Linked DNA regions of Homo sapiens: region 1 is linked to region 2. Evidence: chromatin loops called from intact Hi-C (ENCODE). Cell type or tissue: PC-9. All regions are shown on one strand. Each heading gives the region's core, and the rest is flanking DNA. Links, peaks and the distances in the headings are about the cores only. Region 1 holds the start of TBC1D23 (TBC1 domain family member 23). Region 2 overlaps CMSS1 (cms1 ribosomal small subunit homolog).

What was found. Peaks named below come from ENCODE experiments on the same cell type or tissue, not always from the same donor. Only the 100,000 strongest peaks of a DNase experiment are listed, where the experiment ranks them.
Region 1: a loop joins it to region 2, with 4 times the contacts of the local background. A loop is called at or near these places in 2 of 110 quality-filtered maps.

The regions. Positions count from the first base shown.
Region 1 is chr3:100,258,610-100,264,105 of GRCh38, forward strand. It overlaps TBC1D23 (TBC1 domain family member 23), which reads left to right and starts at 2,383. Exons shown (of 19, transcript NM_001199198.3): 1 at 2,383-2,462. The coding sequence starts at 2,410. RefSeq lists enhancers at 1,787-2,455, 2,191-2,680, 2,456-3,124, 4,462-5,130. In PC-9, for the core only: no CTCF peak of the experiment used is centred there; DNase peaks (open chromatin) are centred at 1,664, 2,282 and 2,842; H3K4me3 peaks cover 3,366 bases; H3K27ac peaks cover 2,312 bases.
Region 2 is chr3:99,893,275-99,898,529 of GRCh38, forward strand. The region is part of intron 1 of CMSS1 (cms1 ribosomal small subunit homolog); the gene reads left to right. All of the region lies in intron 4 of FILIP1L (filamin A interacting protein 1 like), which reads right to left. All of the region lies in intron 1 of LOC105374010 (a long non-coding RNA gene), which reads left to right. Among named protein-coding and RNA genes, the nearest start is that of MIR3921, 68 kb to the right of the region's middle. In PC-9, for the core only: no CTCF peak of the experiment used is centred there; a DNase peak (open chromatin) is centred at 2,777; H3K27ac peaks cover 1,264 bases.

The DNA.
Region 1 (5,496 bases), core at 267-5,266, 370 kb after region 2:
TGGGAACTACAATTAGATGCACAAATGCAAGCAGGGGACGCACTCCAAGATTTCATAATGAAATCTTCTCTAGTTCTTGAAAAGCATTTTTGTTTTGTTTTAAGCAGAGGTCCATTATTAGAATTTAACAAATTCTACTTGAGGGAGTGAGGCCCTGTCTCAGAAAAATAAAAATAAAATAATAATAAAGAAAAATGGTTTGGCCAACATGGCAAAACCCCGTCTCTACTAAAAATACAAAAATCAGCCGGCCGTGGTGGCACACGCCTGTGGTCCTGGCTACTTGGGAGGCTGAGACGGGAGAATCACTTGAACTTAGGAAGCAGAGGTTGCAGTGAACTGAGATCATGCCACTGTACTCCAGCCTGGGTGAGAGTGAGATTCTGTCTCAAAAAAAAAAAAAAAAAAAAAAAATCCGCTAGAAGACACTATCGCTAAACAATTTTGGTTGAAATCTTGTCCCCAATGGGTTATACATCACTAAGATATTGACCCTATCTAGAACTGGCTCCCTAATTTGTGAGGCCTAGTGCAAAATTAAAACCAGTGGCTCCTTGTTCCCAAATTATTAAGAATTTCAAGATGGCAACACCAGAGCATGAAATCAAGCACAGAGTTCTTCTAAGCATGTGGTCTCATGCTATTGCATAGACTACATGCCCATGAAGCTGGCTCTGGCTCCATTAAAGAACATAGAAGTCAGAACTTTCCACTTTATTTTGACAGAATAAAGAACTGTTTAAAAATGTCAAGTGACATATTTTTAATGGGAAAATATTTTACCAGAGACTATAAAGCAGTTGCTGATTTAATTATACTCAAAATGAATCATAATTGAGGACTAGAATCTTCTTAACCAGTGAGCAACTGCTTCTCATGTCAATGACTGAATAGGTTTTAAAACCATTTTCTGAAAAGTTTCTGAAAATCTACTGGCAACAATTGAAGGGACCCAGGGGAGGTCCTGAATATTAGAATGGTAATGTGACCTAGATTCACGTCTTTTATTCTTTTTGATAGAGGGCATCTACAGTCTCATTCTATGTTAAAAGAAATGTTCCCTAACAGAGAACTGAACATTACAGAGATCCGGGCCTTGGAAGTGGGTGCAGTACCATGCAGATCTGTATTATTTCCCTTTAGGGAAGAGAGTGAACATGTTTTTGGTTGTAAATGAGATAGCTGTACTGTTTTGTATCTATTTAAAACAAATAGTTTTTGAAACTATGAAACATTTTAGATACCTAAGTATAGACTCTATAAAGAACACTGGCCACCTATGTGGCCACCTTGGGGCCCTTAATAAATATTTAAAAATTCATGGAAACTCCTCCCTTTCCCTGAATGTAACTGCCATTCCGAGTTTTCTATATATCATTCTCCTGCATTTTAAACTCATATGGATCTATTTTAAATATATTGTCTTTTAAACACCAACTATAAATGATACCATACTTTACCTATCCGTCTGCAATCTGTTTTGCTCATTTAACAGCGTATTTTTCAGATGTATCCATATTGTTACATGCAGTTCTACTTCATCACTGTTGTTTTCAGGGCTTGCAAAAGCGTTTCTTTAGGTCCATCCTCCTGAGCGTGTGCTCACCCCAAGGCCCCGGCGGTGGCCAAGTGTCCGCCCATGCGGTGTAAAGGGGAAGTGGAACGCGTAGAGAAGGATTTTGGCAGCTCTGCTTGCCTGGAATTCCAGTCCTAGAATTCTAAATTCGGACTTGATCTTCCAGACTGTTAGGAAGATATATTTAAGGTAGGAGGCTAGAACGTATCTCCTTTAGTATATAGCTTCATTTACAACTTTTAAATATTCAGTCAAAAAGTATGTGGGCCTTCATTTACACTTTTGACGGGGCCTCACAAATAGGGGTGGTCTGCCCCTTTCCTTACGTCCCACTCTTTCTTCAAATTAAATTGCTACAGCAGGAAATTACTGAACTGTGGCTCTTCTCCTACGTCCGCCTTCCCTATGTCAATTCCCATTTCCCTTGCTTTCTCCAATAGTTAGGACTGTAAATTCTAACTTTGTTAATTTCGACGCCAAGCTGGAATGAAGACGCTAAGTGGACGCTAAAAAGACACGCTGTTTGTCACACAAGGCCTCCAACTGGGACGGCGTCCACCGCGCCCCGCCCCGCCCGCGGCACCGTGGCATCTTGGGACATGTAGTCTTTGGAGGGGCAGCTGCCTCCACCAAGTCTCCTCCCCCAAGACGCTGCCTTTCGGCCTCGGGACGCCGTGACGTTGCGTTCCTCCAGTCCCTTGCCACCTCCCTCTTTCTTCCCCTCTGGGGAAGCTCAGTGCTGGACTTCCGAAGACCTTTTACGACATTGAGTCTCGGAGTTGGTCTCAGCGCCGGATCCACTTTTCGGCAAAGTGACGTGGACGTCAACAGCAATGGCGGAAGGAGAAGATGTGCCGCCGCTGCCAACGTCGAGCGGCGACGGCTGGTGAGTGAAAGCCGGGGCTAATTTCCAATGCCCCTTTATTCTTCCTTCTCACCATCTTGCCGGTCCCCGAGGAGCCGTCTGGCGTCGGCATGGAACGGAGAGGCCGGTCCTAGGCGAAGTCCGGTGCCCTGCCCTACCCCTCTGCCAGCTGGGTGCCCCCTGCCTGCCTGGTTCTGCCCAAGGGACTGGGGCGGGACTCCCAAGGAGAGGGGTGTCATCCAGGTGCTGGGCCTCAGAACGGTCCTCCTGTGTCGTCTGTCAGTCTCCAAAGTGTGCTGGAGTGGGTGGCTTCAGGGCTGGGTTTGGCCGGAGTCCTGGCTGTGGGAGTTGGAGTAGGCTGAAGAAGGAAGTTTGTTGGATGCAGATCTGAGTCACTAAAATACAATGTGAAGAAAAGACGTTTTGAAATGACCACTGCGACCTTCGCCTGAGGGTTCAGAGGTTGACCCGAGGAGAATCCCTCCCACTTAGTTGGTATACTTTTTTTTATTCTGGCTGTTATCTCGTTTTGCATTCCAACAGTTTTCATCGTTCGTCTCCTTCACGCAAGTCATCTTTTCCCCTACTACCACATTTCTCACAGCTCGATTTCTGAGCTTTGGATGCAGTGTGGGACTTTGCTCTTACTGCACCCAAGCTGTTGCATGCTTACCTGATTTATACTCGGGATTGTGGGGGAAGACCGCCAATAATTTTTTGGTAAACTGCTCACCCAGTGTTAATCTTTGGGAAAGGCTTCTACTTTTGAAATAGTTGATCTCACGATACACTGTTAGGTTGTACAACATCATTTTTTAAAAAGGGACCTTTAGAGGCTTGTCTAAATTTTACAGTTGATCTAAGTGTATTGACCACATGTATTAGTTTTGGATTTGCTTGTTCGTTATATTGTATGTGTACAGCTCATGGGCACTTTAAAAATAATACAGGACATTGATAGACATCGACTTTAATCCCAGAGGAAAAAAATGGAAATCGTTGAAAGGGATAGATAATTAGTAATTAAGAAATTCAGCTCTCCATTAGCAGACATCAAACATTACCGTAGCGCTGGGCTCTCCAAGGTGTCAGAGGAAAACTTCATGGTGATCTAGATATAGTTTTTTTTTCTTCAACTTGCTTATGTTGGAGTTGGGAAGGTGTAACAAGGTAAAATTAATCTTATTCTTTGTGAGTGTGATTCAAAGTGTTACGAGAGGTTGGCGGTGGGGGCTGGGGCAGTTGGAGTCACTGGGGGAAAGCTTCATGAAAGCAGCAGTGTTTCAACTAGGCTTTGAAGAATAAGTAGGATTTAAGCCCCAGGGCTGTCTAATAGAAGCCACATATTGTAATTTAAAATTATGTAGTAGCAGCATTTAAAACTGAAAAGAAGGCTGGGCGCGGTGGCTCACGCCTGTAATCCCAGCACTTTGGGAGGCCGAGGCGGGCGGATCACTTGAAGTCAGGAGTTCCAGACCAGCCTGACCAACATGGTGAAACCCCGTCTCTACTAAGAATATAAAAATTAGCCGGGCGTGGTGGCGCGTGCCTGTAATCTCAGCTGCTTGGGAGGCTGAGGCAGGAGAATCGCTTGAACCCGGGAGGCAGAGGTTGCAGTGAGCCGAGATCGAGCCACTACTGTCCAGCCCGGCGGCAGTGTGAGGCTCGGTCTCAAAAAAAAAAAAAAAAAAAAAACACTAAAAAGAAACAGGTGAAATCAGTTTTAATAATCTATTTAACATATTTCAACATGTAATCATTGTTTAAAAAATTAGATAATTGTACATCTTTTTTGTGCCAAGTCTTCAAAATCCAATGTGCATTTTACAGCTACCTTATATTTCAATTTGGTCTAGCCACATTTCAGATATTAAATATCCACACATGGCTTGGAGCTAACATATTAGTGCAGAATCAGATTAAGAGATGGGAAAGGCCTCTGAATGGAGTAACTTTCATGCGCGTCCGTGTGAAGAGACCACCAAACAGACTTTGTGTGAGCAATAAAGCTTTTAATCACCTGGGTGCAGGCGGGCTGAGTCCGAAAAGAGAGTCAGCGAAGGGAGATAAGGGCGGGGCCGTTTTATAGGATTTGGGTAGATAAAGGAAAATTACAGTCGAAGGGGAGTTGTTCTCTGGCGGGCAGAGTGGGTGTCCCAAGGTGCTCAGTGGGGGAGCTTTTTGAGCCAGGATGAGCCAGGAAAAGGACTTTCACAAGGTAATGTCATCAGTTAAGGCAAGGACCGGCCATTTACACTTCTTTTCTGGTAGAATGTCATCAGTTAAGGCGGGGCAGGGCATATTCACTTCTTTTGTGATTCTTCAGTTACTTCAGGCCATCTGGGCGTATACGTGCAAGTCACAGGGGATGCGATGGCTTGGCTTGGGCTCAGAGGCCTGACAGTAACAGCATAAGCAAGGGCATAGACAAGACAACTAATTTGTTTTGAGAGTAAGAATGAGAACTACCTGGTTGGAGAGAAGTTGCAGAAAAATACGTCTTTTTGCTTCTGGTATCCTGCAAGAATGGCAAGAGAAAAAAGAAAAATAGATCTGGAAAAATAGTAAAAAAGTTTTTAACTAATTAAATGCACCTTTTAAGAATCAGTGACAGACATTACAACACTTTTCAGAAAGTGACCTAGCTGGTTATAGCCTGAAGTTTGCTGTTTTGGAACGGTGAATTGTGTCATAAACTGGCGGTAACCAGCTCATAGAGTGCCATGAGGGGAAATGTTTCCACAGTTAAGGTGCCTCTGGGGAGTTCTTAGGTTAGAGGGATTGTGAGAATCTCTGGTTCACATGGGCAGAGGACATGGAGTGAATGTTTACTAGAGACAGCATTTTTTCTCTTGTAGGATTGATGTATCTTTGGTGTGTCTTTGTATTTTTGCTGGTTTCATTTTCATGAATGGAGGAACCCTAACATGGTCGGTGATTTCTGTTTTCCCTCCATCCTCTTCTAATCTTTCTCCTTTTTATCCTGGCACTCTCATCAGCCCCCCAGAAGAGGATTTGAATAGGAAGACTTTGGGATTGGGAGCCAGAGGTTCAG
Region 2 (5,255 bases), core at 256-5,255:
CCTGTCTCAGCCTCCTGAGTAGCTGGGACTACAGGCGCCTGCCACCACGCCCGGCTAATTTTTTGTATTTTTAGTGGAGACGGGGTTTCACTGTATTAGCCAGAATGGTCTCGATCTCCTGACCTCGTGATCCGCCTGTCTCGGCCTCCCAAAGTGCTGGGATTACAGGCTTGAGCCACCTCGCCCAGCCGGCATCTAGACATTTTTTAATAGGCATTTAGTAACAGTAACAAATATTATTGTTCATTTTATAGAATTTGAAGTCTTCTCAATCTAAGACTAGATTTTGGTTTTTTAAGGTATGAGGTTTTATGGATCTTTTTACTATCATGTAGGTATCTAAGAATTACATCATTTGTTTGACAAAAGCAGATAGCTAATTCCTTTAAAGTTAGCTATTTTAAAGTAATCTTCAATTGCTTTAATCTCAAATCATTTATACTCTACAGATAATTTATTTTTCTGTGATGAGCAGAAATAGTTTCATGCTGATTGAGAATGATTTTTGTTTGCCAGCATCCCTTTATCAAATATAGAGATACTTAAAAATATCTTTAGGTTTTACTTCCCTCCACCCCAACCCAAGACGTTTTGAAGGTAAAAAATCTGGCTCCCCCTTTGCCAAATCCACAAATATTTCTGTGAGTTGCTCTACAGTTTTCTTCTTTTTGAAGCTGGGTGTCAAGATATTCAGTATTCATTTATTAAGGACCTGCTATGTTAAGTGAGATACATTTTGGAGGAGGAAGGCCAGTTAACATAGAACCAGCATATAATAGCTTCAGTAAATTTTCTTTCCTCTCTGCTATGATACTCAAAGTTTTTTTGTGATATTGCAGAAAGTAAGACAAATCTCCTGCTTTAAGACAATTACAGCTAGGAGTTGGTTGGAGAGGTATTAATAGAAAAGGAGATAGGATGGTTAAAAACTAAGTAGATTGCATAAGATACATAAATAAAATACTCTTTCAGTGCTAAGGGAGAAGATCTGTATCTGAAAAGGTGTAAGAGAAGGTGGCACTTAGGAGTTCAGGTGAAGATCTGCCCCATTTGTTCATCTGTTGTGGGTGCCTAACAGGAGCTAGTCTGGTGCCAGGTCTGGCCAGAGGTGGATTCACTGGCCCCATTAGCTTTGTGTGCTGGTGTGCTATTTTCTTGTTTCCACTTTTAGTTGTCACCTTTTTGTTTTGGGTTGGTTTTTTGATACTTCTAAAGTCTGTGTTGCTTATTATTTCTTTTGCTCATGGAAGAAATGTAGGATAATGCTGAATTTACTCTGAATTTAGATCTTAGGGCAATTTGCTTTCTTACAGCAAGGAGGAAAGTGAATACTTTAATTTTTTAAATGTAGGAAGTTTACTATCTTGCAGAAAGACTGTTTCAAGATATTTCCTCATAAAAACGATATTATTAATTATGGAGTTGATTCCCAGACTAGCACAAGGAAGCTTACTCAACCCATAATAAAGCTGAAAACTCCATTTAGGTAACTGTGATAGTATGGTGATTTTGTAGCACAATAATAGCATAATTCACAAGGTTTATATGTACTCCTATTATTACAGTACGGAGTAGAGAACAATATTCTTGCAAACGTATAGAGTTCAAGCTATATTTAGGTCAGCTAGCTTTTTGTGGACTAGCTGGGACCCTATGTGTTACACGAAACATGATATTTAATTAACAAATGTGTTCCAGGTTCCCACTTTGGATTCCAGGTGAATACCTCCCTGTCACATCCATGGCAGCCTCAGGCCAACTAACCTGAAGAAAAGTAGCTCTGGAAATACTCTTGCCCTCCAGGTGCCATCCTTCGAACAGGGTGTAGGCTGGCTTTTTATATAGAGAGAATGTTCACAACTCAGGTGTTCATAACCCAGAGAATGCTTATATATATATAGTGGCCAGGATGGTTAAACTTAACTATATTTTATTCTTAGCTGTCTCAGGTTCAAGCATGATAGCATGTTCTTTTAGGCAACTTGCAGTCACCCATGTTCACTGCTGGAAAAGCTGAAAACATCCCTCTTTAAAGAATGAATCATAATCCAACTAGCTTTGCAGTTGGTCTCATATATTTAGTGAGCTTTCAGTCAGCAGGACTTTTTTTTTTTTTTTTTTACTATGTATCCCATAACATATGAATGGTAATATTTGTGGCTTATTCAAGGTACTGTATTTCCTTCCGCTCATGGGCAAGAGCTTATTTTTTGGCTGATCTCCTTTTGCAGAAGAGGCCAAGTTCCTGGTGGTGTTTGCTAGATATAGTTTAGGGAACTTAGTTCACAATAGCATAACTATGAACCCATGGTAATTTTTTTTAACCTATAGATTGGTTTTCGTATACCAAAAGGGGATAATCAGTGCAGATCGAAATAAACATTCATTTCTTATCACTGTACATGTAATACCACACTTCCACATGTTGTCTTCCTTAATCTCCTTCATCTTTGATGGAAAACCTCTTCCTTTTAACTACTCTCCATCAAGTTTTCTGTTGACTCAGGACAATACCCTAGCAGCCTTCACCCATAGAATAGGTGCCTCCTTAAAAGACTGGTTAAATGTTGGCTAAACTCTAGCAGTGATTGCTAGAAAAGAAAACAATGTTGATGTTTGGTCAGGGCTGGACAAAGGAACCCATCATCTATGTTTGGTCAAGCTCTAAGCTGTAAAGATAGTCTTTTTGTAGAGGAGACATGTGGCTCACTGGAGGAGGGAACCATTTGCTTCTGCAGGGAACTGCCACGGTTCCATATTATAAAGCATGAGTCATGGATGTCTTTGTGATTACACATCCTTCTTCACATATGTGGAATAAACTTTTAGAAAAAAAAAAGGAAGTTAAGGGAAAACAGAAGTGTGAATAACTGCTAATGGTGCTCTCACTGGCTCCATTCCGTCTGCTATTTCATGATACATAAAGGGAGTAGGTCAGAGATTCCTTTCCTGGCAAATAAGTGGCAACATATGTTTGAAACAGTGAATGGAAACTATAGGAGGAAAATGACAGGCATATGCAAAAGGAAGGCAAGGGAAAATTTGTTGCCCTAATGTTAGCCACATAATTGGTATGCTTTTCTAGAGAGAGGCTGTTTCATTTTAAACAGTCTGCATGCCCCATTAGTACAGCATTTCTGTGTGTGAAGTGTATATATTTTCTAGGCTTTGGGGATTTTGGTTTTTTTCATGAATGGTAGTCACCTTAAGCTACTGAGGCTTCATACAGAGTCCTTTGAGAGAAAGGTTCCCAAAAGAGAACGTAGTCAGGAAATAGGACCCTTTATTAAAGTAGTAAGAACAAAAAGAGAGGAAGTAGTTAACAACAACTATTTTGATGGGCTAAGAACAAAGGAACAGGCACCAAATTACTATCTTCTGGAGTGCTCTTCATTTAAATTATAATTCTACAATGATAGTGTTGATTCATTTGTTGCCATAGCAACCGAACCTTTGTTCAGTAGAGTTTTGAGATTCTATAAGGTTCCAGAGGACTAGGGTTTAACGGTTTTTGTTCCACAATATATTCATAAGCAATGTTGCCTACTAATAAATTGAAAGCACAGTGATTTTCTTTGAAAAAATAATTTTCATAACAAATCAGTGTATACAACGGGTGCTGAAGTCCATTTCCACTCACCTGTCATACATGGCTAATAAATAGAAAATGTATTTTCAGTCGCAAAATTTAATTATGGCCAATTGGAGAAAAGTGCTAGAGAGAATGATTTGTTTCTCAGAACAAATTTTTTTTTCTTTCTTTGCATAGAAATGATTGTGATTAAGAATATTGTCAACTTTTGGCCAAGCATGGTGGCTCACGCCTGTAATCCCAGCATTTTGGGAGGCAGAGGTGGGCAGATCACTTGAGGCCAGAAGTTCGAGACCAGCCTAGCCAACATAGTGAAACCCAATCTCTACTAAAAATACAAAAATTAACCGGGTGTTGTGGTGCACACCTGTAATCCCAGCTACTTGGGAGACTGGGGCAGGAGAATCGCTCGAACCCAGGAGGCCTCCGCGGGAGGAGGTTGCAGGGAGCCGAGATTGCACCATTGCACTCCAGCCTGGGGGACAAGAGCTAGACTTTGTCTCAAAAAAAAAAAAAGTTGGCTTACTTGTTCTATACCTTTGACAGTAAATACAGCTCAAAACAAAGCTAAGAAAAACAAGTGAAAGTTTGCCATTATATACCTCAACTAATTTGTGTTCATTTGCCTGACACCAAATTTTGAATTTTCTTTACTAGTTATTTTTTTAGATCTTGAGTAGTCTATATTCTCTAAGGCTTAATATTATTGCCAAGACAATGGGATGCCTTATGATGGAGTGCTGGGGTATCGTGTATTTGAGGAGAAATCCAGAATACTGAAAGTAGAAAACCAAAATTGTGTTTTTGAGATTTGGGAAGCAATGAGGTTCTGAGCTGGTTAGTTTATTATATTTTTTGTCATACCACTATCTCATATTTTACCTTGACCAGATGGGGATGTCCAGGATGGATGATGGTGATCATAGAGGGATTCTGTAAGAGAACTCCACTACAGAGAATCTCCTATAGTGTGTCAAAGCTTTCTGCTGAAATATATGTGGTAAAACAAATGACCACGAATATGTCCAGTGTTCATAGTTAAATGAAGTTTTCCATGTTTCTCGTCACCATGAATAATTGAGAACCAACTCTATTAAGAAAAGATATCCTACCTCCAATTCTGATTCCTCATACCAATGTTACATTTAATTTTCTCACATTGGTTTTTTTTTCTCCAGTTAGTCGTCAGAATGTATTTATTTTTAAATAGGCTTATCTAAGTTATTAGACTCTCAAGGAAACTTTCAAAAGCAGGCAGGCTTGGTTTAAATGTAGCTTATTTGAGGGTTTAGATATGATACAATATTTTTGTTGCATATTTTGACATTTTTGAAGGTTATTTGGAAAAAAAGTATATCTTTATATTGTAGGTAGCATTATTTTTAGAGCTGTATTGTAGGTGTATGGAATGAAAGATTGCAAACAAATTATACTATATGGAATTACACAATGACCAGGGCCTGTGTTTGTCTTGATTCATAAGCCCAACTTCATCTTTTCATTCCATTATAAATAGAAACCTGGAAAGATCAGCTAAATAAAAATTATGTTTTGTGGTGACAAATTTCCATCTGGAATTATGACATGCACCCACTCACACATTAAAAATATATGTGCAAGTCAAGCGCGTTGGCTCATGCCTGTTATCCCAGCACTTTGGGAG